Regions from separate parts of the Homo sapiens genome. Here region 1 is linked to region 2. A link is a contact called in ENCODE Hi-C or POLR2A ChIA-PET data. All regions are on one chromosome and are shown on one strand. Each heading gives the region's core, a stretch centred on a gene start or an enhancer-like site at or near the end of the contact. The rest is flanking DNA. Distances are from core to core; before and after follow the strand shown.

Region 1 (6,969 bases), core at 1,620-4,119, 900 kb before region 2:
ATTAACTTCAGGATCTAAGAAAATGTACTCCATCCTTCCCTCATTCAGACAGTCATGTTCTCTTCCATTTTCATGATAAATTTTCCCTAGAGCACTGTCTCTCTTCCCCATCTTTGCATTTCTTCTCTATCCCATTTATTTCTAACTTTCCTTCCTCTGTTCTTTATTTCTCCTTACTTCCTTTATATCTCTGCCTTCTTTTCATTCTGAATTTCTTTCAGTTCTTCCTCACTAACTCCTTTTCCTTTGACAAACCTTAATATGAAATCAGATTATATTTTAACTATTTATGAATAAGTTTTATATAATCTATACTGAATGTTTAAACTAAGTAAGTTGAGAGGTTTTTCATTTCTCTGTGCTAATTACACATTAATTAGTTTAAGCATTAGGTTGTTAAAAAGACACACCGGACTCAGATTATACTGATGAAACAACTTTAATATAAGCAAGAAAATACATTGCAGCAATAACAGGAGAAAGAGACGCATTGGAAAGGTCCAAAGATCTGAGGCTCACAGTTCTTTGTCCTTCCACTTGCTGGGTCACACAGAACAAGCTTTTATTCATACTGGTGGTCTGGAAACTCCACCAGTACATGTGCTAAGACCTCAGTCCTAGGAAGATTAAGCTCTGCTTCCGGCAGGGTGTCTGCAAGTGAGCTGGTCACATAGGCACATTCCAGCTACCTAACCAGCCTCAGCCCTCAAAATCGTCAGCTCCACCAAAACCGAGTGCTAGGCAAAAATCTGATTATTTTGTTAAACAACGCTGACTGGCTGGTACATTCTGCCCTGAAACAACTCACAGAGTTTTACTTTGGTAGAAGCATTTATCTTTAATAGGTACATTTTAGAGTTTCGGCCAAGGGTCAGCAGAGCTCTAGGAACCTCGTAGATAAGCATTTGGTCAATTCAGACCTGCTCAGATTAACTCATACTGTGCACTATTTCACATAAAAGCAAAATGTCACCAAACTACTTTGCTTTACATTTGAGTTGAAACTAAAATGGCTCTTTTCTACAAGTCTAGAGTCAATGTTTTCAGAATAGATTCTCCAAGCCCAATTTAAACAAAATGGAAGGGATGTACTGCTGCAGGCAGCTCTTTCTCCCGCTGGCATGCCTCCTTCTCAGCCCTCACCTTCCACTTCATCTCCAGGATGGCCCTTTCCACCTCCTCCAGGGCTCGCTCCCTTTTTTCCACAGCCCTCTCCCGCCATTCCACTGCCCTTTCCCTCCTAAGCACCTCCTTTTCCCTTTGGCTGGCCCACAAAGCCATGGTGCCCACCTGCTCCAGGAGCCTACCCCAGTTACCCTCAATGCCTGTGGGGAGCTGGGGCCCGTGGGGCCTTGGATCCTGGCGCTGCCCAGCCTGACCATGGCCACTCTTCTCCAGCTCCTCTCTGTGCATGCTTTTCAGATGCTTCCACAGTGCAGTGGTGCCCACGTTGACCCCAGGGCCACGGCTCACCTGCCTGCCACACAGGCGGCAGGTGGCATACTGGTTGGGATGGTGCCCAGCACGAGCAGGAGCTAGGTGGAAATATTCCCATGCCTCAGAGAACCGGGTGCCCTTGTTGTGGGGCATTGGAGTGGGCATAGCACTCACAAAAGGGCCAACCAGTTCTCCTGTCTCACTAATCTCTTCCTCCTCCTTCATCTCTAAGTCCCCTTTTGCCTTCATCATTGTTCCCTCCTCTTCCTCGTCTTCCCGCCTCATCATGTCACCTCTTCTACAGCGTTCTTTATGATGTGCTTAGATGTGAGCCAAAAGCTTATTTGAACCACAAGATTAAATATATATTTGGGAAGGGCCTGTGGTAACTCTTGGGGATTCACAATAATGGCCAAAGTCTGGCCACACCTGGGTGGTGTGAGGTTTCTTCCTTTCTGCTTCACTGGAGAGTCAGGGGTGAGTCAGATACAAGCAAAACAGCCCAAGAGTGCATTCCTTCCATGCCCCAGATACTTACTTATCCTCCCTTGACTAGGCCAGAAAGACAAAACATATCAGTTCCTGTAGCAAAGGGGTTCTCTGGTCCAACAATTACAAAGCTCTTTGATGAACTCAGTGTTTTCTGCATCAACCACCACGACAGGTATTTTTGAATATTGAAAATTTTAGGTTTTCTTGTTTCTCCTCCTGGTTGTTTCCACTGTTTCTGTGCTTCTTATTTCCTATAATTGCATTTTGGAGGCAGGAGAAACAGCCTCAGGGTTCAGGCTTTTCAGGACCAACAGAGCTAGGGCCTCACTGGGTCTTGCTCAAAGTAGGTAAAAGCAAACACAGGCAGATGCTGGTGCAGGAGACAATCTTGCTTCCTAAGAACTGTTGCAACAAGCAATCCAGAGTAGACAAAGCCTATGAGGATCTGGATAATAAAGTTCCCAATGCAAGGTCAGTTTGTCCTTAGAGGTGTCTCTCAGAGGCCAGGAGTCTAAGAAATCCAAAAAGCAAGCTCAGCTGTTTCAGCAGGAGGAGCTGGGATGCACAGAGGAGAAGGTGGAGCACATCTTCACAAACACAGCGTTGCCTGGCTGTCCTTAGCAAGCAGCTCACCATACTCCACCTTCTCCACCAGGATCACCTGCAAAGCCAACAGCCAATAAGACCTTCCTGAGGCAACTTACTCCAGATGTTTTGCTCTTTACCTCATTTTAAAGATAAATAAGTAAATGGAAAATCATATTACATTTAAAAACAGCCCGACTTCTCTCTCCTTTCTTGGGTCATTTCTTAAACTAATGAGAGCTTTATTTAATCAAGCTCTGCAACCGTGAACAGTTAGGAAATTCCCCCCAGCCACAAGTGGGTACTTACAAGCAGGCAAGGCTCTGGACTTCTCTCTGATCTTTCCTGCGCAGAGTGAAAGCACTCCTGCACACCTTGGATGTCTATTAGCTGACTCCTACCCCCAGAAGGAGGGCACCTCCAGTTCTGGTTTCCTCCCACTTCTAGGGAAGCATTGTTTCCAGGTAGGTGTGTCTGTGCCTGTTGGGTTTTTCTGCAACACTTAGACACAGATGCAAACCTTTTCTCCACCCCCTCCACCACCAAGAAAAGGATGTTCCTGGCATATGTCATGCAGCAAAACAGTAAGTCAAGCACCTACAAGTCTTAGTTCTCTTTTTTGATGACTAGATTACCTAACCTCTCAAGTAAAGCAAGCGATTTGAAGGAGGAAGAGTGGGAAAGGCTGAAATATTAAATGTATACACACATATATATTATATATATACATACATTATATATAATATGCATAATATATATATGTGTGTGTATACATATTTAGATTGAGAAGGAAAACCTACCAAGAGGAGATAGGAAGACTCTAAAGAAGGTATCAATAGAAGAAGAAAAAACTTTGTGTTATAAAAGGAAAGATAGAAATGGCATTGCAGGCCAGGAGCCATGGATCTTGCCTGTAGTCCCAGCACTTTGGGAGGCCGAGGCAGGTGGATCACTTGAGGTCAGGAGATCGTGGCCAGCTTGGCCAACATTGTGAAACCCTGTCTCTACTAAAAATGCAAAAATTAGCCAGGTGTGGTGGTGCACGCCTGTAATCCCAGCTACTTGGGAGGCTGAAGCAAGAGAATTGCTTGAACCCGGGAGGTGGAGGTTGCAGTAAGCCAAGATCATGCCACTGCACTCCAGCCTGGGCGACAGAGGGAGACTCTGTCTCAAAAAAATAAATAAATAAAATGAATAAATAAAAATAAAAAAAGAAAGAAAAGAAAAAGAAATGGCATAGCAGAAAATATGTAGAGGTTGACAGTTAAATTAAAATAGAAAAAAAAGATGGGGGAAAAAGATTCAAAATAGGAATGAGACTGGGAGGAGTTTTAGAACATGAACCACATTTCTAAACCAAATCTTGGAACGCAAAGTCTAGAGAGAGTCTAGAATGTTTGAAATTTGGATCATTTCAGAAAATCTGAACCTAGAGAATTCATGAAAGTCAAATCTTTTCAAAATTTTTAGACGTTAACCAGAGTTCTTCAGTGAGCCAGTTGCCTTCGTAAAATAATAACACCCCCACTTACTCCTGATATTACCATATCGTCATCTTTGGTGGGTTAACTAAAGAGAAAGGAAATGAATCATAAGAATGGTTAATGTCACTGGATTAATGCAAAACTTTGTATCTTTTTCTTTTTTTAAAAAAACATTTTACCTCCTTTACCTTTTTGTCTCTTCCTGGACCAACTGGAGATAAAAATCAATCTTTGGCATCTATTGAATTAAACTGAACACTCTCCTTTACTTAATAAGAATGTATTTTAGAGGATCTGGTTTTGCTTTTAATTTTTTAGTGGAGAGACTAGCATCCCTGGCCCATATATGTATCCCCATTATCTGGAAAGGCAAGTGTTGAACGGATGGGAATACTGGGAGCTACGGTGTTTGCCACCCAGCATCTTGGATATGCTAGACAACCCCCTCTGAAATTCTCTTGTTTCATTGGGATTTCTGTAGCAATGTACTGAGAAATAGTAAACTTCTGTAGGATTTCACCAGGAAAATGTTAGTTAGCATTCTCGAATTTGGTTTCTCAGCTCTATAGGCCCAGACTTCTTGGGAGTAACTAGTCTGAGGATTGGCACACAAATCATCACATACATTTAATTGTTCTTTACATGTTAACTAGTATATTCATTAATTGTGGAAAATATCTGAGAACTAAGAACTAGGGCTGGTCATATGTAAAATATATACATCTCTTGATGAGAAAACAAGTAATTATAAAAGGAATTATAATTTTGAAGAGTCTCAGATAAAACAATGGGAATCCAATAATTCTCACTGGATATTTTCACCAGACTGTAAAAGAAAGTATCATCCCCCAAAGAACAAACATAGCATTGAAAATAAAACATAACTAGCCCTGCATCTAAGTTCTCTGCTTTCATAATATAGTTACTTCTTTCATTTTTTTATTTCAATACAATTTTTATTAAAAAATATGTTGGACTGAGATTAAGGAGACATGGTTTCTAATTGTGCCATTAACTATTTTCCACTTCCTCGAACCACTGGGTGCCTTGATTTTTCCATTGGTCAAATGGCAAAAATAAGGCATGCTCTACCTATCCTTAAGATTAAGCCAATGAATTGTTTTTAAAAATTAGGAAAATGCTTCACAAGTAAAAAGTAGGATATTTATATAAATCGTTTTCTGTGATTGTTACAAATAGTGTCGTACATTATTTGGAGCACAGAAACAGCTTGTAGATCCCCTTGAGCTTTTAATCTAACAGACTATTCTTCTCTGGCCTCTGTTTGCTATAGCTTCTTCCTTCTATTCTTTGGTTTCCATTTAGTATTATTTTATTCTGCCTACACAGAGTTAAGATTTCTCCTTTACAGAACCCAGAATCCAGACTTGGAACATTAGTATAGTCCTAGATCCTTAAGTTGACCTAGGAGTATAGCCAGAAGTTTATAACATCTCTATAGGAGATAGCCCATTTATAGTGCACGTTCTAACACAACCTATATTAAAAGTAGACATTGCCTTCTATTTATTCAGTTAAAAATGGAGAAACTCTTTTTTGCCAACTTATATGAATGTTAGTAAGTTGTAAGGAGTACCAGTTTCTTAGGAATTTGCAAATAATCCTTTTTCTGTCTTTACCCCAGAGAAGATTTACCTGCTTACTAAAGAATGTATTTCCCAAAGCAAATATCACATGGTTTATAGATGGAAGTTTTCTTCATGATGAAAAAGAAGGTAAGGAAACTAATCAATGGAAATAAGTTCGGTACAAAAAGAAAGAAAACAAAGAACATTAGAAATTGTCATTGCCCAAGTTGATCTTGGCATTTAAGAATGATTCTCATTCCAAGAAAAACATCATTCTGCCTACCAAATGTCATTTTCTGATGCTTCATCTGTTTCTTCCAAGGGGGTGGAGTGTAACATTTTCCAGAATAAAAGAAATACAATTGATTTAGACAAACAACATCCAAATATTTTATTTAACTAGCAGTAAAAGGAATATCTTAAATGAGGACAAAAAGTTTAAGTCTACATATATTTATTAAAACTTTTTCTGCCTTTATAACATAGCTACCTGTTTTTCCATGTCTTTCTTATTTCAATACAATATGTTCAATTAACTTAGCACCGCTGCTTTAAATCAGCCAATAAATAATTTCTACCTTTTTATGTGAGAATCTGAGGCAGGTGTTGGTGGAGCACTAGAGAAAGCCTATGTAAAAGAGTTGGCTCCTTGACAAGGTACATGTTCCCCAGGAGGATTAAAAGTTCCTGGAGGAGGAACACACATCAAGACAAGCTCAGGTGAAAATTCACAAAGCCATGATTTTATAGATAGTAACCATGACAGCCTCTACCAGAATAATCTCAGCTGTCCCTGCCTGAACAACAGCTATTCTCCTTTCTCCTGAGTCGTTTTTCCTCCAAGTTCAATCTGTCTTCAATAATAACTGAGTCACACAACTCTTTCTGAATTATTTTTATTTTATTTTATTTTATTTTATTTTGAGACGGAGTCTGGCTCTGTTGCCCAAGCTGGAGTGCAGTGGGGCGATCTCGGCTCATTGCAAGCTCCGCCTCCCGGGTTCACGCCATTCTCCTGCCTCAGCCTCCCGAGTAGCTGGGACTACAGGCGCCCGCCACTACGCCCGGCTAATTTTTTGTATTTTTAGATGAGTCGGGGTTTCACCGTGTTAGCCAGGATGGTCTCGATCTCCTGACCTCGTGATCCGCCCGCCTCAGCCTCCCAAAGTACTGGGATTACAGGCTTGAGCCACCGCGCCCAGCCCTTTCTGAATTATTTTTAAATGATAAAATTGAAAGCTTATGTTAATGAGTGTATTGATCACTTGATGCATTTTGAGATTATTATTGGTTTTATTAGTTTATTTTTAAAAAAAATTCACCCACAACAATGACAGAATGCAATTCTAAAAATATAGGTTAAAAGTTATTATAGGCCAGGC
Region 2 (7,020 bases), core at 4,193-6,692:
AGCCCGGGAGGCAGAGCTTGCAGTGAGCGGAGATTGCGCCACTGCACTCCAGCCTGGGCGACAGAGCGACACTCTATCTCAAAAAAAAAAAGAAGACATTTATGCCACCAACAAACATAAGAATAAAAGCTCAACATCACTGATGGTCAGAGAAATGTAAATCAAAACCACAAGGAGATAACATCTCACGCCAGTCAGAATGGTGATTATTAAAAAGTCAGGAAACAATAGGTGCTGGCAAGTCTGTGGAGAATTAGGAATGCTTTTACACGGTTGGTGGGAGTGTAAATTAGTTCAACCATTGTGGAAGACAGTATGGCAATTCCTCGATCTAGAACCAGAAATACCATTTGACCCAGCAATCCCGTTACTGGGTATATACTCAAAGGAATATAAATCATTCTACTATAAAGACACATGCACACGTATGTTTATTGCAGCACTATTTACAATAGCAAAGACACGGAACCAACCCAAATGCCCATCAATGATAGACTGGAAAAAGAAAATATGGTACATATACACCGTGGAATACTATGCAGCCATAAAAAAGAATGAGATCATGCCCTTTGCAGGGACATGGATGAAGCTGGAAGCCATCATCCTAAGCAAACTAACACAGGAACAGAAAACCAAACACTGCATGTTCTCACTCATAAGTGGAAGTTGAAAATGAGAATATATGGACACAGAGAGGGGAATAACACAAACCAGAGCCTGTTGGGGAGTAGGGGGAGAGGAGAGGGAACTTAGAGGATGGGTCAATAGGTTAAGCAAACCATCATGGCACACGTATACCTATGTAACAAACCTGTACATTTCTGCACATGTATCCTGTTTTCCTTTTTTAGAAGAAATAAAGAAAAAAAAGAGTAGATAATAATATCAAGAGTAATTTATAGAAGACTTTTGTGAACTCCAAATTTTTATTTGTGGTTGATTCCCAATTGTCACCCAATGTTACTTTAACAGGACTATTAAACTAATGAAATGTTGGACTAAAAGAAAAAAAATTAGCTAAATATACACAGCACTGAATGGCATGCCATGCACTATTCTAAGTGTTTTACAGAATTAATTCACTTAATAGTCACAACAACCTTATAAGATTATTCTCCCATTTTTTTAGATGAGAAAACTGAGAACCAGAGATTTTATAGTCACAAAACCATTAAATGGCAGACATAGGATACTAATCCATGGAGTCTGGCTTTAGAGTCCCTGATCTTAGCCACTATACCACACAGCTTCTCCAAGGAAAAAAGAAAATGATTATTTTTTGGACCTGATTACAAATGCCTGTAAATATTTTTCTTTTAACAATTCTGAACTCTACATAAAGATGAAACTCACAAATAATGGAAATTAAGTAGGAAAGTCCCAATGAGGCAAGATAAATAGTTTTGACGTCAACTTTACAATAGAGGAAACTTTGGTAGTAGGACAGAGGAAGCAAGAAATTTAAAAACTTCTCTGTGATAGGAAAAGTATATTCAAGGCTGCAATGAGCACAAGGTTAATCTTTTCATGCTTTAATTCAAGAAGTCCTGTAACCACAGAATGCATTCCTAAACATTTATTTAATATATGGCAGGCATTGTTGTAACAATACATAGGCACTTGGCAGAAGACAGAGCTCTATCTCTAGCATTCCTCCATATGCACATTTCAATAAGAACAAATAGCTGAAGCCATAGAAATATGCCTTATAAAGATACTGTGCTACAAAACCTGAACTTCAAGGAATGATATTTTTTGACCCAAAGATATGGCCAGTTTGTAGTAGAGCAAAACAATCTGTGTGGGATGTGGAACACGGTGTTTAAAAGCTGGTCCATGGACCATACTGGACCATCATAATAAAGGGAAAAAAATGACACAAGCCAGACCAAAATGGAGACATAGCCCTAACCACTGTATTCTCAAAAGAGCCAGAATACAGGTGTCTTTCCCTTACTGAACCAGACTAGGATTGCTTTTTTTAAAAATCACAATAACCAGTAATCAATCAAACAGTTCCAACTGCCTTTATTCTGCATCATATATGGTGTTGGTGATACCCAGACATTAACTGCAGTGTTCCTGCCTGCCTAAAAGTGGAATCCTTGGTTGATCCTCAACTGAACTAGGGTCTAGGGCAGCCTCAGACAAATGGTCCAGGATGACAGGGCAGGCAATGGACAGAGACACTTCCACTTGCAGTCTAGATCTTGCCAGCATGATCTGCCCATGAAGGGAAGATATTGACATTTTTATTACTTCTATCAGGACAGAAACTGTATGCCACACACTGAGGGGCAAGTTTCTCTAATTTTTTAGAGAAACACAAAAAGTAAGCAAGCATACTTTTGTAATAAAGAAGGACCTTAAACAGGAAGTTTGTAGAGAACATTACATTTTTTCCAGCCTTATTATATATGCAGCCTCACTCCTAGGAACAAGGACACGGATCTCACATTGCTTTGAAGTAGGGGGAAAAAATCTTCAAAGGCTATCTTTAAACACTGAAAATGTATTACTGTAAAGAACTCAGCAATTAAGTAAATCACAGGAAATCCCCAAGATATAAGGTATTTAATGTGGTTTTAAGAAATGGAGCCATCAGCTCTGCCTGGGAGAACAAATTTCACCAAATGTTCCTTCTCTTAACCTATAGCTTTAATTTAATGCAACTGCTGCTGCAATCCATTATATCAACTGGTATATATCTGACCAGTACTTCACTCAAGTCTTTCCCTTTTTTTTTTGAGTGCAGTGGTGTGATCTCAGCTCACTGCAACCTCTGCCTCCTGGGTTCAAGCTATTCTCCTGTCTCGGCCTCCCGAGTAGCTGGGACTACAGGCACCTCCCAACACACCCAGCAAATTTTTATATTTTTAGTAGAGACGGGGTTTCACCATGTTGACCAGTCTGGTCTTAAACTCCTGACCTCAGGTGATCTGCCCGTCTTGGCTTCCCAAAGTGCTGAGACTAAAGGCTAGGGCCATGGCTCCCAGCCATATTTCATTTTCTGAATAATTTGATTCACTATATTTTGGGCTAAATATATTGCAAAATATATTGTACTTATTTATTTTATTTTTAACTTTAAAAACTCAACTATTTTAAATAATAATGTTAAAACATAATTCTCATTTAATTACATAGAGGTTGCATGGTGAAAATAATTTAGGAAAAATACCACTAACATTTACTGAGCTTTAAATACGTGCACTTACTATGCGAGGCACTTTACCCATATTATTGCATCTACAGTCTTCACAGCAGCCCCATAATTTAGGTACAATTATTACCTGTATTGTACAAATGAGGAAACTAAAGAGAAGAGAAGAGACTTAATCAATGCCATACAGTAAGTGGCAGAGCCAGTAAATTAACCCAGTTCTAACAGCCAAGTTCACTTTTGCAAATGCTAGGTTGCACATTGGGAGAAATAAAGGTCTTACCCCACCATCAATGTGGTTTAGCACTGAAACTCATTGTTCTTAATTTCATAGAGAGTAGTTTATGTATCCTTCAAATGGGGAAGAAATCTATTTAATAATATTTGACTCCAGTTGTAGCTATGTGACTGTAGGCATCTGATGGAAGGTGGAAAATTCAGTCAACCATCTAAGCACCTAGTTGACTTAATACTAGATACTTACAAACATAAAGATGTTTGAGTAACTAAGGACTTTTTTACTTTGCACTTGGTTGTGTGGCATCCTGGCATCATAGAGACATATTCCAAACTACACAGTTTAAAATTATAGATAGACTTTCCATAGAACCTCAGTGGCCAGATTTTCTAATTTAAAATTGCAGTAGCCAAACTGATAAATGTGTGCTTGTAGGGAATAATAAGACAGAATATTTAAAACCTGAAAAATCACTGGGCATGGTGGCTCATACCTGTAATCCTAGCACTTTGGGAGGCTGAGGCAGGTGGATCACTTGAGGTCAGGAGCTCCAGACCAGCCTGCCCAACATGCATTGCATCCATAGCTTGGCTGACTTTCTTAAAAAACAGGTTGATGGCAAGAAAAGAGAACTGAGTAGATGTTATAAATAGTTAAGTACAAATCTATCACTACTTCTTGCGAAAATGCTCAGGCTGCCACACTGATGATGAATAGATAGCTCGTTCTTCCCAAACTGAGTGCAGTAGAGTGTTGCAGTGCTCAGTTGGGTAGGACAGATGTTGGATAATTGGGGTTATCCAACATCTCTACTAAAAATACAAAAATTAGCTGTGCGTGGTGGAAGGTGCCTGTAATCCCAGCTACTAGGGACGCTGAGGCAGGAGAATAAATTGAACCCGGGAGGAAGAAGAATCGATTGAACCCGGGAGGCAGAGGATGCAGTGAGGCGGGATCACGCCATTGCACTCCAGCCTGGGTGACGAGAGCAAAACTCTTGTCTCAAAAAAATAAAAAAATAAAACCTGAAAAATCAGAAGCTTCTGATGAGCCACTCATAGGCTTTTCCTCTTGATAATATGTGGGTTCCTATGCAATATAAGGTAGGAAGCGACTTTACAATAAAAAAGAAATTGCCTTTTTTTTTTTTTTTTTTTTTTTGCCTGTATAAAGTCTTTGCAGGGGTGGCTAAATATCATCTTTGCAGAATCCAACTTATTTTCTGTGTTCAATTGACAACCAAGTAGGAACCATTCCCTTTCAACAAAATAGAAGCAATGACGAAAAGTTCTGCTCCTATATTTTGTAGCATTTTCTCAATCGGTATTCTCAAGGCATACATCCCAATGAAGCAAGTATAGAGATTTTATTTAGAGGTAATATTATTTGAGGGTAACCATGGAGATATGTATAATTCCGATTATCCAACAACTGTCCTACCCAACTGAGCACTGCAGCACTCTACTGCACTCAGTTTGGAAAGAACGAGCTATCTATTCATTATCAGTATGGCAGCCAGAGCATTTTTGCAAGAAGTAGTGATAGATTTGTACTTAACTATTTATAACATCTACTCAGTTCTCTTTTCCTACCATCAACATGTTTTTAAGAAAGTCAGCCAAGCTATTGATGCGATGCCTATGATTAGGCAGGTGAATACTATGTTCTAATTTGGTTTATGCTCTACGATGTCTTCGGTAAGCAAATGTAACAGCTTGGTTTCATCTACGATTACCCACTTCGTATAAACGTTACACCGTACTAAGTTCAGCAAGGGAGAATGTTGCCTCCAAGACCCCCTGAGAAATAAAACCAGAAATAACCTAAGCAGGTGCCTTACCATGGATGTTCCAGATGTCCAGATATGGGATTAAGAAGAAGACCCAAAATAATTTCCCAGTTCCAAGCATGGCAGGCAATGTCTTCATTTCCTGCACATATCAGTGATGGAAAAACTGCTCAAGTAGAAGGCTTTGCTTCGTCTTCTGAGTGCTGCAGAGTTGGGTCAGTTTACCTACCCCAGTGGCATCTGTGAAATAACTAAAAAAAAAAAAAAAAGAAGAGAGAGGTGGTAAGAGAGGAGAGTAGGAAGAGCCTGGATGATTTTGTGAAAAAAAGTGAACAGAAAGACGATGTGGTACTCTGTTCTGTGGTTTTTGCTTCTTGTCAGGTTGGCTGTTCACTTTCAAACACTGTGATCTGCAAAGCAGCTCAGTCCTTAACTTCTCCTTCCGCTCTACCACGTTTTTGCCCCAGGTTGAGGTTTTTCCTGCACTCAATGTTCAGTGAAATGAGCAATTAAACTTTAAAGAAATCTGTATTGTTGCAGTCTTTAAGTTGAGATTTTAATCAAATTAAGGTCAGGAAATTTATGGTAAAACTATCAATGGTAAGTATACATTTTCCCCTTTGTGATAGCTTGTGATTATGAAACTTCTTTTATGTAAAAGATTTTAGGTTTCTTTTTTTTCCTGTACATGTCACGGTAAGATGAGGATGCTTATTGTCATTAAACCAGTGAAGATTTATCTCAGGTTATGGAGAAAATGAGTGACAGGAAGCACTTCCTCAACAGAAGAAGGAAGAGCAGCCGTCTTTAATCTGTGGATACATATCAATGGAACAAGATCATCATTAATATTGGCTACATGTTCTCTCTAGATAATAAAGTTCTAATCTAAAGGAGATCTTGAATATCAATTAAAGGAAATTTCCATTTTAAACATTCTTCATGCAGTTGTTGTCTCGATGAAGTAGAATAGAAACAGTAAAGGAAGAAATGGAAAAGTTCAAGATCAGATAGCACAGGCCACCATAGGACTGTTTTCTCCACATCCACTTGTAATAATTAGCTTAGCTTATAGTCATAGGAGCTAATCAAATTCATCTGCCATTTGAGACTCCAAATGAGAGATCTAGATTTGTGGCATTAGTGATCATTGACAGAAGTCGATTATATAAGTTTTTTCCTCAGAGACTGATGATTTTATTCCAAGGCCAAACTTCAATAGTTTTAAGTTCAAGGAAAGTTTTAAGAGCAAGGAAAGTGTATAGATTGCTGGACATTTTGACCTGACATGGGAAACTGATGGGCAATACTTAATTCAGAGCTCCCAGTTGAGTTGCCAAGGGTAAATTAAAATTAAAAAACAGTTATCATGTATTTATTGAGTCAAATAGACAATGTGCTATGGTTGGAGATGAATGATGAATGAGTTGCTATTGCTGATTTTAAAGAACTCGTTCAATCAGTATTACGACTTCCTCACATCCACCTTTAGTGTTGGTCTTATAATATAGTATAATACAGAGAGGGTACACATAGCCTTTTAGAATTTCTGTTACTAATCAAATAAACATCCTGGGAAATATTAAGGCAGTATTTTCACAGCTCCTTCCTTTTCCTGTGTTCACAGTGAGTAAAAGCTTCTTGAGGCAGCTGAAGCAAGGCTCATTGTCCCTTTAAAATGGCCCACAGGTCAAAAGCCATAACCTTATGGCTTATGGGTTACATAAGCCCAAACCAGAGAGAGATCATATTAACTTTATCTCAGCTTAAAACTGTTATGTCACTATTTTAAATATTTTTCATATAAAAAGTCCATGCTAATTAGACAAA

What was found. Hi-C counts contacts between places; a loop is a spot of excess contacts on that map. ChIA-PET counts read pairs that join two places held with the same protein, here RNA polymerase II (POLR2A). Pooled maps may share reads with other maps.
Region 1: a loop to region 2 is called in a map of naive thymus-derived CD4-positive, alpha-beta T cell, with 3 times the contacts of the local background. The contact joins the promoter of ZBED2 here to the promoter of BTLA in region 2. A Hi-C loop is called at or near these places in 1 of 168 maps with a recorded cell type or tissue (naive thymus-derived CD4-positive, alpha-beta T cell) and 7 of 50 pooled maps. POLR2A ChIA-PET finds 5 or more read pairs at or near these places in 2 of 52 experiments (both activated naive CD4-positive, alpha-beta T cell).

What each region holds. Positions count from the first base shown.
Region 1 is chr3:111,592,477-111,599,445 of GRCh38, forward strand. It overlaps ZBED2 (zinc finger BED-type containing 2), which reads right to left and starts at 2,870. Exons shown (of 2, transcript NM_024508.5): 1 at 2,824-2,870; 2 at 424-2,590. The coding sequence starts at 1,725. The coding sequence ends at 1,069. It overlaps CD96 (CD96 molecule), which reads left to right. Exons shown (of 14, transcript NM_005816.5): 6 at 5,644-5,734.
Region 2 is chr3:112,494,030-112,501,049 of GRCh38, forward strand. It overlaps BTLA (B and T lymphocyte associated), which reads right to left and starts at 5,443. Exons shown (of 5, transcript NM_181780.4): 1 at 5,242-5,443. The coding sequence starts at 5,329. RefSeq lists enhancers at 3,907-4,026, 4,895-4,944, 5,035-5,164.